Linked DNA regions of Mus musculus: region 2 is linked to region 1. The links are chromatin loops, found by intact Hi-C in ENCODE. Cell type or tissue: heart. All regions are shown on one strand.

Region 1 (8,000 bases):
ACGCTTCCAAAACTACCACCCTTAGGATCCTTTCGCAGACATCAGGAAGAGAGGGAAGCCAGCATTTCACTCAGTGTTGCCCTTGATAACAGGATGGAAATGAGTTATGCATCTATCACTAGCATGCACACAGACATACATATATACATATATGAATATGTGTGTATGTATGACTGCATACACACACACACACTAGGTGAATGAATATATATATATTATATATGCACACATATATAATATAGATAGATAGACATAGATATAGGTGTATAATCATACCCTACAGAGTACCAGACACCTTGCTATATAGAACAAGCACAGACTTACACAATACAACCTAATAAAACATTGAAAAAAATTCTGCCAACTCTCAGGAAATGTTGGAATGCTTCCAAGATAAATGGTTTTTGGAGGGTTTTAGTGCTTCCCTTTTGCAGTACTGCAAGTGGGACCCAGGGCCCTGTGCGTGCTGAGCAAGCACCCTACCCCTGATCCACAGCCTCCGCACCATTTATGCACATTGAAGACACATCAGTAACACAACATCTTTTGTTTTGTAGCCCTGATTGTCCTGGAACTCACTCTGTAGACCAGACTGGCCTCGAATTCAGAAATCCGCCTGCCTCTGCCTCCCGAGTGCTGGGATGAAAGGCCCGGCGTAACACAACATCTTTAACAACTATGCACACAGCGCCTGGACAAAATCTTCTCCGCCCCGTGAGAGAAGACTCCTCTTGCAGCAGAGGGAATGGAAGGAAATGGAGATGCCAACTACAGGCAAGGGGCTTTGTACAGTGAGAGGATCTGATGCCAAGAACTGACCATGTCTGAGAGGGGAAAAAAAAAAACACCTAAATTTTAAGTTCTCATTCATCTGCATTGACCTAAAAAAGCCACTTCCTCTAGCTGGCCACTGAGGCAGAGGGATTCTTCCTCAATTGTAGCATGAGGTAATTCAAGCCTCCAAAAAGCAACATTCCATCGAGGTTTTGTTTTGCCTTTGACAGATTAGAAAGAAGCTGGGGTTCTTGGCTTATGGCGAAGGAGGCGTGTGTCTACGTGTATGTGTCTCCCTTCTTTGCTTGTGTGTCTCTATCTGCGAATCTGTGTGTGTGAATGTTTGCATGTCTCCATCAGTGTTCGGTGTGTCTAGACGTTGAGATAAGACTCTGCATGGAGATAAAGCATTCTAGTGAACACCAAGCCACACCTGTTCACTAGCTCAATTCAGTTTTACTGAAACCAGAACTTATTGCCACAACTACAGAACCAAGCCATCTCCCTGGCCACAGGACCTGCCCTCTCTTCTCCTTCATTCATTCCCTGTCCCTCACACCAAACTAAACTGATTCCCCCCCCCCCAAAAAAAAAAACCTGACCTTTTTTTCTGATTGGGTACCCTAACTAAGGTGACCAAACTACAGCACAGCTAGTGGAATGGAGTACATTAGGAAGCAACAAATACACATTTATATTCTCTTTCCTTTTTCCTCCTTGCATGTATATTCTTGTTTGAACCAACAAGCCAAAATCTTTAACACCCATGCATACACCAAGAAAGTTCTGAAAAAAGACTGCTACCATCCGAAACACGCAAAGACACAGCCATCTGTACTCGGTCTCGGAAGAGCAACACTGGCCAGCGTGTTTGCTCAGTCCTTGGGCAGCTTTTACCTTCTCTACAGCAGTGTTTATCACTGGATGGCAAAGTCGGGAACCTACAGGTCTCCTGAAACGATTTGCAGGGAATGAGGTTTTATCAAAGAACATAGGATATCTGTCCGGAGCACATTTTAGTTAAAAACTAGCATCAAGTCCTCCTTTAGGTTTTTATGACTTGGCCCCAAAAGAGCGCCTTGACTCCAGCTCAAGAGAAGTGCCTGCCCCAAGCTGGAAATGAAAATGTGAACAAGTATCAAGCTCTTGATATAAAACTGAACCTATGGTCAACAAGGGGCAATTGCATCTTAGGAAAAAACACCAGGGTCTTTCAGTGCCCAACACACACAACGTACACAGACATTGCTGTGCATTCTTTATTCTAAAATTGTTCAGGAAAGAATCCCACTGATAGACATAAAAAAAAAGGAGAAATTCTAGTAATTCTAGTGCTCTTCTGTTATGAAAAACTTTTTAAAATATGAATAAGCATTTACTGAGCTACATACAGGTCAAGCATGCAAGACAGTAGAGTTCTCCGAGTAAGATGTTTTAAACAATGTGTGCCTTTAATAACTTAATATGTTGAATTAGTAGGTTTTTTTTTTAAGTTCCCTGGTATGTGAAGTAGTTCAATGTCAGTGACAAGTGGCAGAAAAGTATTTATTTTACTAACAATAAAAATGTTTGGTCTCTGAAGCAGAAACAGAAAGGGGTTCTCTGTACAGTAATTACCTGACTTGAACGGTTGTGGCGGCCATCTCCTGCTACCCAGCAGGTCTGTGATACAGACGTTAAAATGTGCTCCGTAGTTTAAAAGGAGCATTAAGGAAACCCAAAGGACCAGGGCATCCAGAAGGAAACAGGAAGCAAAACAAGAAGGAAGACTTGGTGCACATAAGAAGGCCACTCCGGGAGGTTTCCCCAAAGTTAGGTACCGCCAGCTGCGGGCACAGGCTCTGCAGCTTGCTTGCTGGCTTGCTTGGCCAAGGCAAGGCTTCAGAGCTGGAAACCTGCCACCTGCTGAATCACCAAACATCCCTGGGCTTCCCTTAAAAAAAAAAAAAAAAAAACTGACCACATCGGCACCCAACCCCAGCTGGCTTTTTCCTTGGACACTTAACACTCTGACCAATGAAACGCCTGGACATCCTCTCCCCTGCCTCCTCAGACCCAAACTGCCTCCCAAATCGAAGGCAACTTCCACCAGGATCAGACCTCATCAATCTCACTCCTTTCTGCTCCCTTGGCCCCCACCCCTGCTGATGTTCAGCCCCTAGTGCCAGAAGGCAAGGCGTAAGGAGTTGACAGACAGCACACCAAGACAGGCATTCACGACTTCCATAACCAGGTAGCCAACTAGAAACACCCCCAATCTGAAGAAGGTAAATTTCAGGAAAGCGATGACAGAAGGCAGGCCTCAGAACACTGAAAATAAACTTCCCGTCAGAAACCAGCCTTCTGTCTTTTTTATGTGTGTAGCGCTGAACTCGGTCCTGTCTGAAGGTGAAATGAAACATCCGAGAAGCACCTGCCCGGATTCTCTCAGCTCCCCAGGTCAATAGCATCCTCCACCCCGACTGTTAGCCCGGCAGTCAAAAAGGATCAAGCATTATCCAGAATCCGTTAGATGGACCAGGACACCGGGGCCACCAAAGGAAGACAGTTGGAGTGTGGGTTTAAAATCCGGGCAGAGGCAGCGCTGCTACCACTGATGTGCCCTTGACAAGTCGCCTATGATCACTCAGACCCCTCATTCTCTGGACGAACCGCGTCCAGAGCTACGCAGATGCCCCTGCAGGCCTTACCCTTTAACACCCCCACGCGGTGAGGACACGCGGGGTCTCAGAATAGTCGCGAGCCAGGGGCTGTTACACCGCCTGGGAAGGAAGGGGCTCGCTCCTCCGGGAAGGGGGGTCCCACCTGTTATGCCGTTGGGGGTCATCGAGGGGCCGTGCTGAAGGGAATCCCAAAGCCGCGGACTCTTGGCCCCGCTGCGATCAGGCCAGGAGGTACCAACTGTCACTCTGCCGCCCAGGGTTGTGGGGGTGGGGCTGTGATTTTGGGGGTCCACCCCTAAGCACTACGGGACCTCTGGCTGGCTTCCACCTGGAAAGGTCCTCAGTCCCGGGCTCTCAGGCCCCGCTACCGTCCGCTCGCCTCAATGTGACACCAGGCAGCCTTCCAGCCCGCACGCAGCACCTCGGAAAGGTGCCCACGGACGCCTCCTCCTTCCTCCCCGCCCAAGTTGGCGGGGGAGCCCCGCCGGCGGCCCGCCCCCTCGGAGCCGGGATCGCGGCCGCCAGAGCGCTCCCCCGCGCCCACCCCCACGAGCGGCCGCGGGGGACCGCACGCCAGGTACGCGCGACACCGCGCGGTATGCGCTCACGCCCCCTCGCCCCGGCTGCCCGCCCGCCGTCAACCGAGGTCAGGCCTGGCCCGAGAGACTCGGGTCAGATCCAGCCGCTCGCGACCCGGAGGCCGGCCCTCCACCCCCGCCCCGCGACTCACTTGCACGCGAGTCGTGGCAGCCGCCGGAATTCTTTCCACGCGCCGAGCCCCGCGCCGCGGAACGAAACCGGGGCAGGGCGGCGTGCGGACTCTGCACCCGATCCCGCTCTCCCGTCCGCGTGCCAGGCTCCCGGGACGAGCAGCCCGCCCGAACCGGCTCTCCCTGCTCCCGTCCAGCCGGCAGCCCGCCGCCGCTGCTCCGGCCGCCGCCGAGCTGGCGAGAAGGCTTCTGACTTGGAACCTCGGGCTGCCGAGCATGCCCAGTCCGCGGCGGAGCCGGGTCGGCTTCCCGCGCGACGCCAGTCCGTTCCTCCGGGTGTTCCCGGCGGCCAGGGGGCGGGGACCGCGGACGCTCGACCAGGGACCCAGCTGAGTCCCGCAGGACAGCTGGCCGTGGGGTGTGCTGGGGGTGGGGACGGGGGGGGGGGGGAGTCCTTTTTGTTTCTAGAAACGGGAACTGGAGATGCGGTTCCCTTTCGCCCCCACCACCCCCCAACCACGAGAAGAGAAAGATGGTGGGTTTCATCCTCCGGGATCAGAAGCCCTATTAGGAGCCAGCCCGAGAGTTGTGCGGCAAAAGGCGGCTAGAAGGTTGGGGACACAAACTCAGCCTTGGTGAAACTACCTACGGGGACAGCTGTTGGCGAACTACACTGGCATTTTCTTTCCCACCAAGCCCAAGAGCTGCGACACTTGTGACTCCCTTATGATTGATCATTTAAAATGGATGAACCTCAAACTCTTCGGGACATTTTTCCGAAGCTCTAATCCTTAAAACCACCATCTCCCCCCCCCCCCCCCCCCCAAATCAGGGGTCTGCAGGCTTCCTAAATCGCGCAGCCCCAGGCAGCGTGAAGGCCCAGGAGTTCTCGGGAAGAACCGGGCCCTCCCCCCTAGTCCGTCCGGGCCCCACCTCCCGCCGCCTCTCGGAGCTGCGGCGAAAACCTGGAGAGCGCCGCACCAGGGCCGGAGCACTGCGCATGCCCAATGGCCCCACGGGGTGCGGGTCGCCGGCAGATCTCCAGCTCGGGCAGTGGAACCCGGTACCAGGACGGTGATCTCGCGGCAGAGACAGCAGCCTCCAGTAGCTCCGGCCTTCTGGGCCGACCGCTCGTACCACCGTGGCATGGGTCGCCCGGGACGCGCTACCCTGCAGGGTCTGGTCTGGGGGCGGGGAGGGGGGAACGGCCGTGCCTGCGAGACACGTGACTGTCCGCGGAGCTCCGGGGCAGCCATCTTCAGCTCTCCGGGGCCGTAGACGAAGAAGGGTCCGGGATCCGGGCAGACTCTAGTCCATTTGCCTCCCCACCAGGCACAGGCCCCCGCCCTCACCTGCATGCAGTCCGCCAGTCTACAGCGGGGGTACAGCGAGGGTACTGCGACGCCGGTGACACCGGGAGGACCGGCTGTCTCCAGAGCCAGAACCTAACGGCTAAGAATTGGAGAGCCGCTCTCTTGGAGCTGATGGCTTCTGCTTTTCCCCAGGGGCGGAAGTTGGGAAGAGGAGTTCCCGTTCCTAAGGCGCTGGCATCGCTCCTCCTGCTGCTTCCCTGTTCTGACCCATTCCCGGCGACGGAGGATGAAGGTGGCGAAAGATGTTTGGACAGCCGTCGCTCTCCTCCATGCTTTTCTCCTGCTGCTGGTTAGCTTGGATGGTGATGGTGTCACCTGGGGTCCTGGAATCTCTGGGCCCGCATCCTCATTACCCGAGAATTCGTTAGAACGACACATTCACGACCACACCTAAACCTACAGAATCAGAAACGCCACTAGTGGGGTCGGTCCTGAAACCTGGTTAACAAGCTCCCAAGGTGAATCTGATGGCCGCTTTCCCTAAGCAGTAGAGACCCTTTTTCGTGTATGGTGCTGAAAATTTAGCGTCCTCTGTCCCCAAATACAGTGAAAAATCGGATTTAAAATGTGTCTGCTCCTGTGTGAGCTCTTAAAGGTCTTGTCCTCTCCTGCACCTCCGGCCTCTTCACCTTAGGACACTATGCTATCGCACTTCTCAGGGAGATAAGAAAGGGTGGCCTGACGCATACTGCTTTTAAATGACAACCCACTAACCTGCTCTATTTGAGTGTCAACCAAGAGCAAGGGAGTGGCTGAGATTATAGTAGCCCCGCTGGTTATTTTCATCAGTTTGCACCTAAGAGGGAAAAAAAGGAGGCTTGCTGTCTTGAAGTAAGTACTGGACAGCCGCTGGCTCTTTGCAGTGTTACTTTGCATTTGCTGTAACCAAGGTCAAAGCAAGCGAGCTGCTGCCTGGCAGGTCATGGAATCCAGACTTTAAAATTCTCCCTCCCCACCCCACACACACTTGTTACAAGTGTGTCCCAGGCATTAGAGTTAGTTTAGTTTTTCTTCCCCTCCCCCCTCCCTGTATCTTTGAAATGTTTTTTAGGAAAAAGAAAACATTTTTCTATGAAAGTTTTAGGAGTATTCCTAATACATGAAAAGGGCAGAGTATACAAGTATTTTATACTCCAAATTTCACTCCAATTTCAGAAAGTGGTTCTTAGAAAAGGCACACATAAAATATACATAACAGAGCTTTAAGTAAATATAGGGATGGTAATCTAGAGAGAAATCCTCGCCTTGAAAGTAACTTGAATGGCGTGGTCATAAGAGATGCTTCAGAGTTGGCATACTTTTAAGTCAGTCACTGTACAAAAAATAATAATAATCAAGATGAAATGTTCCTTTTCTAGTCCACTAAACCATGAAGAACCTTAACAGGAGGCTGGAGAGGTAGCTCAGCAGTTACGAGTACTTGCTGGTCTTGAAGAGAACCCTAGTTCAATTCCCAGCACCCCACTTTGCCATTGACAACCATCTGAAACTCTACTTCTTTGGAATCTGATGCCTTCTCTGGCTGCAGAGAACACCAGGCATGCAAGAGTTACACTATATATGCAGGCAGGCATAGCATCATATATGAAGTAATAAATGACTTTAAGAAACAAGAGAATTCTAACACTACTTCTTACCAAATCATAAGAAACATTCATTAAAAATGTTTAGGTTTCTCAAGTACGTGGACTAGTATGGATAATGTTGAAACAGTAAAAATGAGTCATCCCCAAGTCAGTGTCTGCCATGCTAAAAATAATACCAACAAACAAGTACAGAGACATAAACTTCACTCGCCAAAGTGACTACTTCAAAGTTGGTCATTTCTAACGATTAATAATCTAAGAGAAAAACGCACTTCTATCCCATTGACCTGTAAGTGGCAACCACCACTTACTAGAACGTAGTCAAAGCCCACACTATGCTCTAAGGTCAAGGGGCTTCAGTGGGTAGGCAGGGAAATGTGGCTCTGTGGAAGAATCCCGGGCCACACAGCCTGAGCAGCAGGGGCAAGGCTTCACGGCCTCCTCAGACTTTTAAATACATCTGGCCAACCTACAACCTGAGTTGAAGCCAGTGCTGTGAGTGGGGACCCAGCTGCCCATGACAAGGCTCCTTCCAAGTGTTTGCCCTAAGGAACAGATCTGTGAAGAATCTGCACTGAGTTCATTCCTGTTCCTCTGCCTGAGACTCCTGGCTTCACTAATTGTTTGGTTTCCACTGATCAACAAAGACTGGAGTTGTTTGACTGACCTTGGTTAGACAAGGGGTACAGCCCAATTTCTCCTTGTGCACAAACCTCTTTCCCTACATTTTGTTTTGTTTTGTTTTTCGAGACAGGGATTCTCTGTATAGCCCTGGCTGTCCTGGAACTCCCTTTGTAGAGCAGGCTGGCCTCGAACTCAGAAATCTGCCTGTCTCTGCCTCCCGAGTGCTGGGATTAAAGGGGTGCGCCACCACGCCCGGCTCCCTACATTTTT
Region 2 (8,000 bases), 190 kb before region 1:
GGGGAAAAAAAAAACCCACAAGTATATTAACACATTCGATGGCAGCCTATACATCTCATCAATAGCTTCTGTAAAGTTTGTGTACTAACCACAAACATGTTTTGCTTTTATTTTTTTTATGTTATCGTGGTTATCAGGATGTAAGATTACAAGTGTCTATTCTGCTTTATGCAGTTATCCAACAAAATCTAGTTTAAACTATAAGCAGAAAACTTAAAAAGAATTTATAACAAGCCTTAATATCTGAACCATCCTCAGATCCACCTAATGAGTATCAGGTCCTTCAGGGCTGCTATGAGGTTCAGATAACATAAGAAGGGCCCAGAAGTGGAGAAAAGAAGGCAAGGCAGAGGAGACAGGACAATTGGGAGTCAAGGTTAAATAAGGCTGGGTATGTCTAACATACCAAACAGAACACTGACTGACACACTGCACTGTCTTATAATGCAAGGGACCACAGAGAAACCTGGCAGGCCAAAGCTGTGGAGAAAGGAGCCAGAGCGCACGTCAGCAAGAACTGCAGTCATGAGTAAACAGAACACCTACCTGGGATGAATAAAACCAGAGCCCTGGAGTGTATCATCAAACTCTTCCGAGAGATAAAATCCTCTAATGGTTTCACAGGCAGCGCCAGCTTCAGCTGTGTCATGTCCCTTCACAGGCATTAGGCAAGACATGTGAAATGTCACTGGGCCATGTGACACTTGATAAAAGCTGCTCCAAATGCCTCCCAAGGCTTAAGAGGCAAACAAGAAACAGAAATCTAATCTTCAATCAGCCCTCAGTATTGAGTCACTACAGGGACAGGCCAGGAACAAACGAAGTTTTAAGAAGTGTGAAACAACTGCCAGGATGAACAGCAGGACTCGGGAATCCTGTGAAGACAGAACCTTCTTCTCCCCATGTCAGGACTAAGGAATACCTAAAATACTGTACACTCTGGTACTTTAATTACTCAATTACGATTTGTCCCCTATTTGCCTGAATAGGCATTTGTAAACGCCCTTTCTTTCTCTGCATCTATGCTAGTTTTTTCTTTATTATATCATGCCTCTCATAAACACACACTCACACTTAACATCATCTTTTCTCCTTTTCCGCCTCATTTCAATACTTAATTATTGATACATGAAACAATTATGTCCTAGTCAGTATGCCGGTGCTGCCATCTCTGAACCTTCCTGGGAACACCAGGGAAGCACATTTTACCACAAGGTAGCGTGAAGATTGCTGTGACTCTGTCGTGTCTGCTCCTGCAGGTGGCTCTGTCTGGGGAACACGACGCCTATTTGCCTCTCAGGAACAAACTTGCCCTTCACTGCTTGACTGCCAAACTCCAATCTGGGACCCGGCCTACACGTTTGTCTGTTTGCTTATTTGCTTGTTTTTTCATTTGTGGGCTGGCCACACTCGAGACACTTTAGAGCAAAGAGCTACACTTCCTGGCTCACTTTGTGGCTCCAGGGTCCCCACAGAGCAGACTGCCTTCAACAGTGTTGGAGCAAGATGCTTCCTGGGTGACCTTTCCCTCTGAATTGCCATCCTTGGCCCTTCTAAAGAAATATTTTGAGTTAAGTTCTGAAGGTAGGTTTGTAGCAAGTTAAACTAGCAAGGCACCATATTACTTTCTTGTGTATGCAATGTGCCAAGACCACATCCTCTGCAGTGAGGTATGAATCAAGATCTAGAGAGCTCAGCGGTGAGAGGCACTCCTTTCCAGTCCCTGGAGTGGTGGCTGCTCACGATATTAGCTATATTTGGGTTCTGTTTACATAAACGCACAAGGTACGTTTCATACTTAACCATGGTAACATCTACATTCTTTAAAGGCTGAATTCTCAGTTGAATCATCTTCCCCACTGCTTAGCTATACAAAGAAGACTTCACTGAGAAAAGAGACTCCCTTATTTAGTCAGGGTTTGGCACACTGCTGGCTAAGAACATGTTACTACCCTACACGGGCACACGACTTAGTCAGACGACCTTGTTAAGTTCTCAAGAGAAGGAGTCTGGGAAGAGTGACAGCCCAGGACCGACATGGCATGGAATCATGAGAATCCAAACCTAGTGGGTAGACACTCTAAGGAAAGGGTGACATTAGAAGGCTTGCTTTGTGTTTCTGGATTTTGTTTGTTTCTTCAATCCAGGGGAAAATCATTCCGTGAGGCTTCCCTGAGCAGATACCCCAGTCCATCCCTCAGCTCTTTTCCTAAGAGGATTCCTTTGGAGTCTCACAGGCCTATGAAATTCTCAGGGTACATCTCTTTGAGGTCCAGCCCTGTTCAAGTTATAAACAGCATTCTCTTTGTTGGCTCTCGGCTAAGAACTTCCTATCTCTGACTTTCCCATGGACATAACGCAAATGTATCTGATTGCTCTTTCTGCTGAGATATCTGCTCCTTAGAGCACAAGCTAAGGCTTTAAGAAGTATCTCTCTCAGGTCCCTGGACTGATTATCCAGCAGCTCAGCACTTTAGAATCCACACTGAGTTCTCACACATGAGCCTTAGCTCACACATGTAATCCCAGCATTTGAGAGGCAGGAGGATTGTCATGAGTTCAAGGCCAGTCTCGACTATACTGCACTTTCCAGGACAACTAGGATATAGTAGTCAGAAAGACCCTGTCTCAAAAAAAGAAAGAAAGAAAGAAAGAAAGAAAGAAAGAAAGAAAGAAAGAAAGAAAGAAAGAAAAAAAAGACAATATACAACATACAAAAATCACAATTAATGGAAGTTAACTATAAGAGATCATTTCAGTATAGCAGTGGTAATTTAGAATTTATAGAAACTTTAAAACTACCACAGCAACTAAAATGTTCAAGATATTGGATCCATGCTATGATCCGAAGAACCAAACCAAAGTATATTTCATACACTTCCAAGAATGTTTAGCAATAAAAAAACCACACTAAAAATTCTGCAACTCATTAGTCATGAATTGCTTTGATCAGGGATTTCTGTAGCTATTGGTAGTTTGTACAGTTTAGATGAGAAGTGACAGGGCCTGCTTGCTCATGTGTGAGTCACTCACAGAACAGAGCCCGACATGTCCTTTGTGACTAGGCTCCTGATGATGGTCTTCTCAATATTTCTTTTTTATTTTTAAAGATTTATTGATTATATGTAAGTACACTATACCTGTCTTCAGACACTCCAGAAGAGGGCGCCAGATCTCGTTACGGATGGTTGTGAGCCTTCATGTGGTTGCTGGGATTTGAACTCAGGACCTTTGGAAGAACAGTCGGTGCTCTTAACCGCTGAGCCATCTCTCCAGCTCCCTTTTTTTTTTTTTTTTCTTCTCAGTATTTCTACATTATAACAAAAGGTAACAGTATAGGGATGGCCATCATATTCCTGTGTTTAGGACTGGATAGGAAGGGCACTCCTGGGGTAGACAAGCAAGGCAGGTGAAGCCAGCCCAGCTTGGAGGGGAGTCTTCTTGGATTCACCACAGCCCAAGGTGGGGCCCTAATCATCTGTGCTAAAACACAGCCCAAGTAGCACTGAGGTAAAAATGGCAACTGAATAATGTGAGAACAGTAAACTATAATGCAGGTCATGATGGTACCTGCTGACTGGAGAGGGCGACAAGCTCCACACACTTGGCATGGAGCAGCCATCCATGATGGCGTCTACCTGAATGGCCAGACATGGCACCATGTGAGGTTAAGATACACCCTGTGGTGTTCAGGGACAGCAGCAAGCCCACACTCCAAGTCAGGCTTTGTACGTAGGCGATCTGAACTCCAAAGCATACGGACAAGCCCACCCTCAGTCAGGCTGATAAAGGCCTGATAGTGCATCCTAGGACAAGGTCATTTCTCTCTGGACTGGCCAGACTGGCCTCTGAAAATTATATTCCTGGGGTTGAAGAAATAGTCTGACAGCTAACAGTATTATATGCTCTTCCAGAGGGCCTGGTTTAGTTATCAGCACCCACACTGCAGCTTACAACCATTCCTAACTCCAGTTCCAGGGTATATGACCCCTCTTCTGGTTCCTTGGGCATTGTACACATGTGATGCATATATGCAGACAAAACATTCATACACATAAGATAATAAAATAAAAAATTGTTAAATTGGTCTTCTACCTCAGGCTCCACATCCTGATTCTTTTCATTTCTATTAGCAGCTAGTTCCCTTCAGAGCCACGTGCCATTGGATTTCCACTTAACTCCACAGCTTCTCTGTGACCTATTCATTGCAGGCTTATTTTTACATTCTTTCAGCTAGCTGGTGATACTGCCCAAGCAAAAACAGCTATTCCAATTTCACAAACACAGCAAGCATTCAACTGTGAAGCCGGGATTTCTCAACCCTGTATTACTGACAGTTTGGACAGGGCAAGTCCTTGTCATGGGACCATCCTGTGCCTGTAAGATGGATAGCAGCATGCTTGGCTCCACTTATGTCCAGATGTTATATGTCCTCTAGAAGGTAACACTGGTCTCTAAGGAGAACTACAGTCAGTTGACCAAATTGCACAAAGAAAATCTGTACTAAATTCAGGAACTAGTCTGCTACCCCCTAATTCAGCACATATTCCTCTTAAAGCCAAGCCACAGCTCTTCACTGGCAAACACCAGAGGGCACATGCAGAATTTGGTGTAGGCTATCTGCATCATTCTACTAAACAAGCAACATCTTATCTAGCTTCTTGACAGTGAGCAAACTCAGTATCTTTGACTCGCAGCTCAAATGATTACTGCACTGTGCACACTGGATGTAGATTTCAAGGCAAACCCAGGACAAGCTACCTTTTGCTCAAGGAGTCCTGTGAAAGCAAAAGAGGCCACAGCAACAGCGAATCACCAAGGGTAGGGAATGACGTCTGCTACTGCTCTGGAGCACTTCTCCAGAGAATTTTCAACGTTAAATCCTTCATGTCGTCCACCTCTAATGTGATAAGTATTCTTCTATTTCTGTTTTGTGACTAAGGAAATGGAGGCCCAAGGTGTTCAATAATAAGTCATCCAAGACCTGGTTCCCTGGTCCAGAGTCCCAGTTCTTTGCTGTTAGCTGCAGTGAATCCAAGAACTACGGAAACAGCATCTTCTAGATACTCCACCTCTAGCAATCCGAGCTCCCCAGATTTATCAAATCATGTCCATCAGGATTGCTGTTTCAGTCTAACACTACTGTCCTCTCGGCCAGCTCACATATCCATAGCGCTATCCAACCCACATTTTCCCTCTTGGATAGAGAACACCCAGCACTTTAAATGGCGTACTAAGGCTGACACGCCACACCTATGTCACTGTCCTGAAATACTTGCCTGACGCCTCCATTAAGAAAGAAGTGAGGTAATGAACACAAGTTCCTTAGCAAGCACATGTGCAATACTGAGATGTTGAGGGTCACACCATGAAGCCCCGGCTGGCCCTGAGCTCCAGATGTGCTTGCTTCTGCTTTGTAAGGAGTAAGATTACAGGCATGGGCTAACACCCCAGCTCTCATCGCTGGCTTTCTATCTTTTCTTTCTATCCTCACCCATCTTTTCACAAACATATTTTACAATTCTGCTAGACAACGCCACACACTCTGGTCCAATGCCTTTAGAACTGACCATCTACCTGCTTTTGAAAACCTACTTTCTGACATCCTTCTTTCCTGTGATTGTTCTAAGATTATTCCCATGCAATTAGACCATCACACTAGCATGTTCTGTTTGTGAGTTCTTTTCTTGTGTGTATTTTTGGTTTTGGTTTTCTTTTTTGCTGTTGCTTGTTTTGGTGCAAGGAGGTGACTGAGATCCTCATGGGCGCTCTGAAAATGCTCTATCACTGAGCTACACCCTCAAGCCCTGGTATTCCCTTTCAACATCCTGGAGCATAATTGTCACTTCAGATAGCTAGGATGCAGAGATCTGAGGGGGTGGCCAAGGCATTCTTGGCTGGAGAGGTGGGGAGTTCCAAGTAAGACAGATGGAAAAGGCGAAGAGGTGGGGTTGAGTTGGACTAGGTGCCCCAGTGGGTCTTCCAGGCAGGTGGCTTTGCTTTCCTGCATCACGGTGTGCTTGCAGAAGGCCACCTCTGCTGAGAGATGCTGCACCTTGCCCATCTTCTAACTTTAAATCTTATCCACTCCCATGTCCTTTCCCTCATTATTCCCCCTTTAAAGTTATCTGTATTGTTCTTAATTATGTATACAGGGGCATAAATGCAGATGCCCTTGGAAGCTAGGGGCACCGTATTTCCCAGGTGATGGAGTTACAGATGGTTGTAAGCTGCCTGGCATGGGTGCTGGAAACGAACTCAGGAACTCTACAAACACAGTGTGTACTCTCAGCCAATGAGTATGCATGGAGCCATCATTCTGGCCCCTACCTCATCATTTGAAAAAGCAAGTTTAACACTAAATGAAGGACCAACCTAACTTGAAAACTATTCCCACCAGGCATGTCAAACGTTGCAGGTGTGCTCTTATGAAAGGGCATTTCCTGGAAAGCCCAGGATCCAGTGTTTGGCTTCACACTTGGAAAGACCCAGTGTGTACTTCCTGAGGAGCGGGAAGCACAAATTCAGAGCTAAAGAGCTTCCGGAAAAAAAGTCAACAAAGATCAATGGCCCCGAGGCAGCCACGTGTATCAAAATACCCATCAAGAGTCTCCTGCTTGCTCAGTTAATATTTGAAAACCTCAAGCTTCCTGAGTAAATATATTGTTCTGTGAACTTTGAGACTCAGGCATGGAGGCACCAAGGACCTTTTAGATCGCTTGGAAAATCTGTTTCAAACCAAAATTATCCTGGGGATCATTTCACATAAGGAAATCTGGCACTGTTTGACAGCTATAAGAACCACAGGGGGAAATGACAATGCTTGATGGTGACTTCTAACAAAGAGAGTGGACCATCCAAATCTTTAAATACAAGGCGGGGCAATTCACCTCCCTCTGAGCCACTGAGAAACATCTCAACAGCTGAGATGAAGGATCACCCCTTGGTGTCCAGGCTTTGTAACACCAATAGATGAGATGGACCATCTTGATTTAATTATGCCTTTAGATTTTAGATGTTTAAAACTCAACAAGTTATTTTCCCATTTCCCATTCACCACCTAAGGGGGCCTTCCAACCGCCAGCGGTGTCCTTTGGGCTACCTCAGAGGCCGTTGTTCCTCAAGCCGTCCAAGTGTTACCTTTGACCCAGACACTGGATCAGTGTAAAGCAGCACAGCTGGCTTAACAATTAGCCCAGGAGCCTGCAGAAGGCGCTGGGTGCTCAGAGGCTAACTAATGTCTCCAATCATCAACAAGTAGTCTTAAATATTCCACTTAGAAGTGATTTCTTTCTAGAGAAGTCTCCTTTAGAGACCTAAACAAGGTCAGTTGCATAGAATGATACTTTACTCTCCCTCCACTGACTGAAAGCATCTGTCTATACCTTGTAAAAGATGCAGGAGTGCATAGATAATGTCTGTATTAGTCAGGGTTCTCTAGAGTCACAGAACTTATGGATAATTTCTAAATAGTAAAGGAATTTATTGATGACTTACAGTCGGCAGCCCAATTCCCAACAATGGTTCAGTCGCAGCTGTGAATGGAAGTCCAAGGATCTAGCAGTTACTCAGTCTCACGCAGCAAGCAGGCGAAGGAGCAAGAGCAAGAGCTAGACTCCCTTCTTCCAATGTCCTTATATTGTCTCCAGCAAAAGGTGTAGCCCAGATTAAAGGTGTGTTCCACCACACCTTTAATCCCAGATGAAAGGCATAGCCCAGATTAAAGGTGTGTTCCTTAACTCGGAGATTCAATCTTCTGGAATCCATAGCCACTATGGCTCAAGATCTTCAAACCAAGATCCAGATAAGGATCTCCAAGCCTCCAGATAAGGGTCACTGGTGAGCCTTCCAATTCCGGATTGTAGTTCATTCCAAATATTGTCAAGTTGACAACCAGGAATAGCCACTACAATCCACCCCTTGTCAACTTGACACAAATAATATCTCATGTTCACATGAAACAATAACAAGGTTGTAAATACGCCTAACATGATATAACT

What was found. Peaks named below come from ENCODE experiments on the same cell type or tissue, not always from the same donor. Only the 100,000 strongest peaks of a DNase experiment are listed, where the experiment ranks them.
Region 2: it touches region 1 in a loop (2.6-fold over the local background); 3 of 42 quality-filtered maps call a loop at or near these places.

Annotation. Positions count from the first base shown.
Region 1 is chr19:32,384,053-32,392,052 of GRCm38, forward strand. It overlaps Sgms1 (sphingomyelin synthase 1), which reads right to left and starts at 4,460. Exons shown (of 10, transcript NM_144792.5): 1 at 4,168-4,460. It overlaps 2700046G09Rik (RIKEN cDNA 2700046G09 gene), which reads left to right and starts at 5,164. Exons shown (of 2, transcript NR_033198.1): 1 at 5,164-5,324; 2 at 5,653-7,132. In heart, CTCF peaks have their summits at 2,628 and 3,480; DNase peaks (open chromatin) are centred at 2,789, 3,549, 4,479 and 5,119; H3K4me3 peaks cover 4,112 bases; H3K27ac peaks cover 3,755 bases.
Region 2 is chr19:32,195,759-32,203,758 of GRCm38, forward strand. All of the region lies in intron 5 of Sgms1 (sphingomyelin synthase 1), which reads right to left. Among named protein-coding and RNA genes, the nearest start is that of Asah2, 97 kb to the left of the region's middle. In heart, CTCF peaks have their summits at 3,138 (motif pointing right) and 4,571 (motif pointing right); DNase peaks (open chromatin) are centred at 583, 6,503 and 7,113; H3K27ac peaks cover 3,903 bases.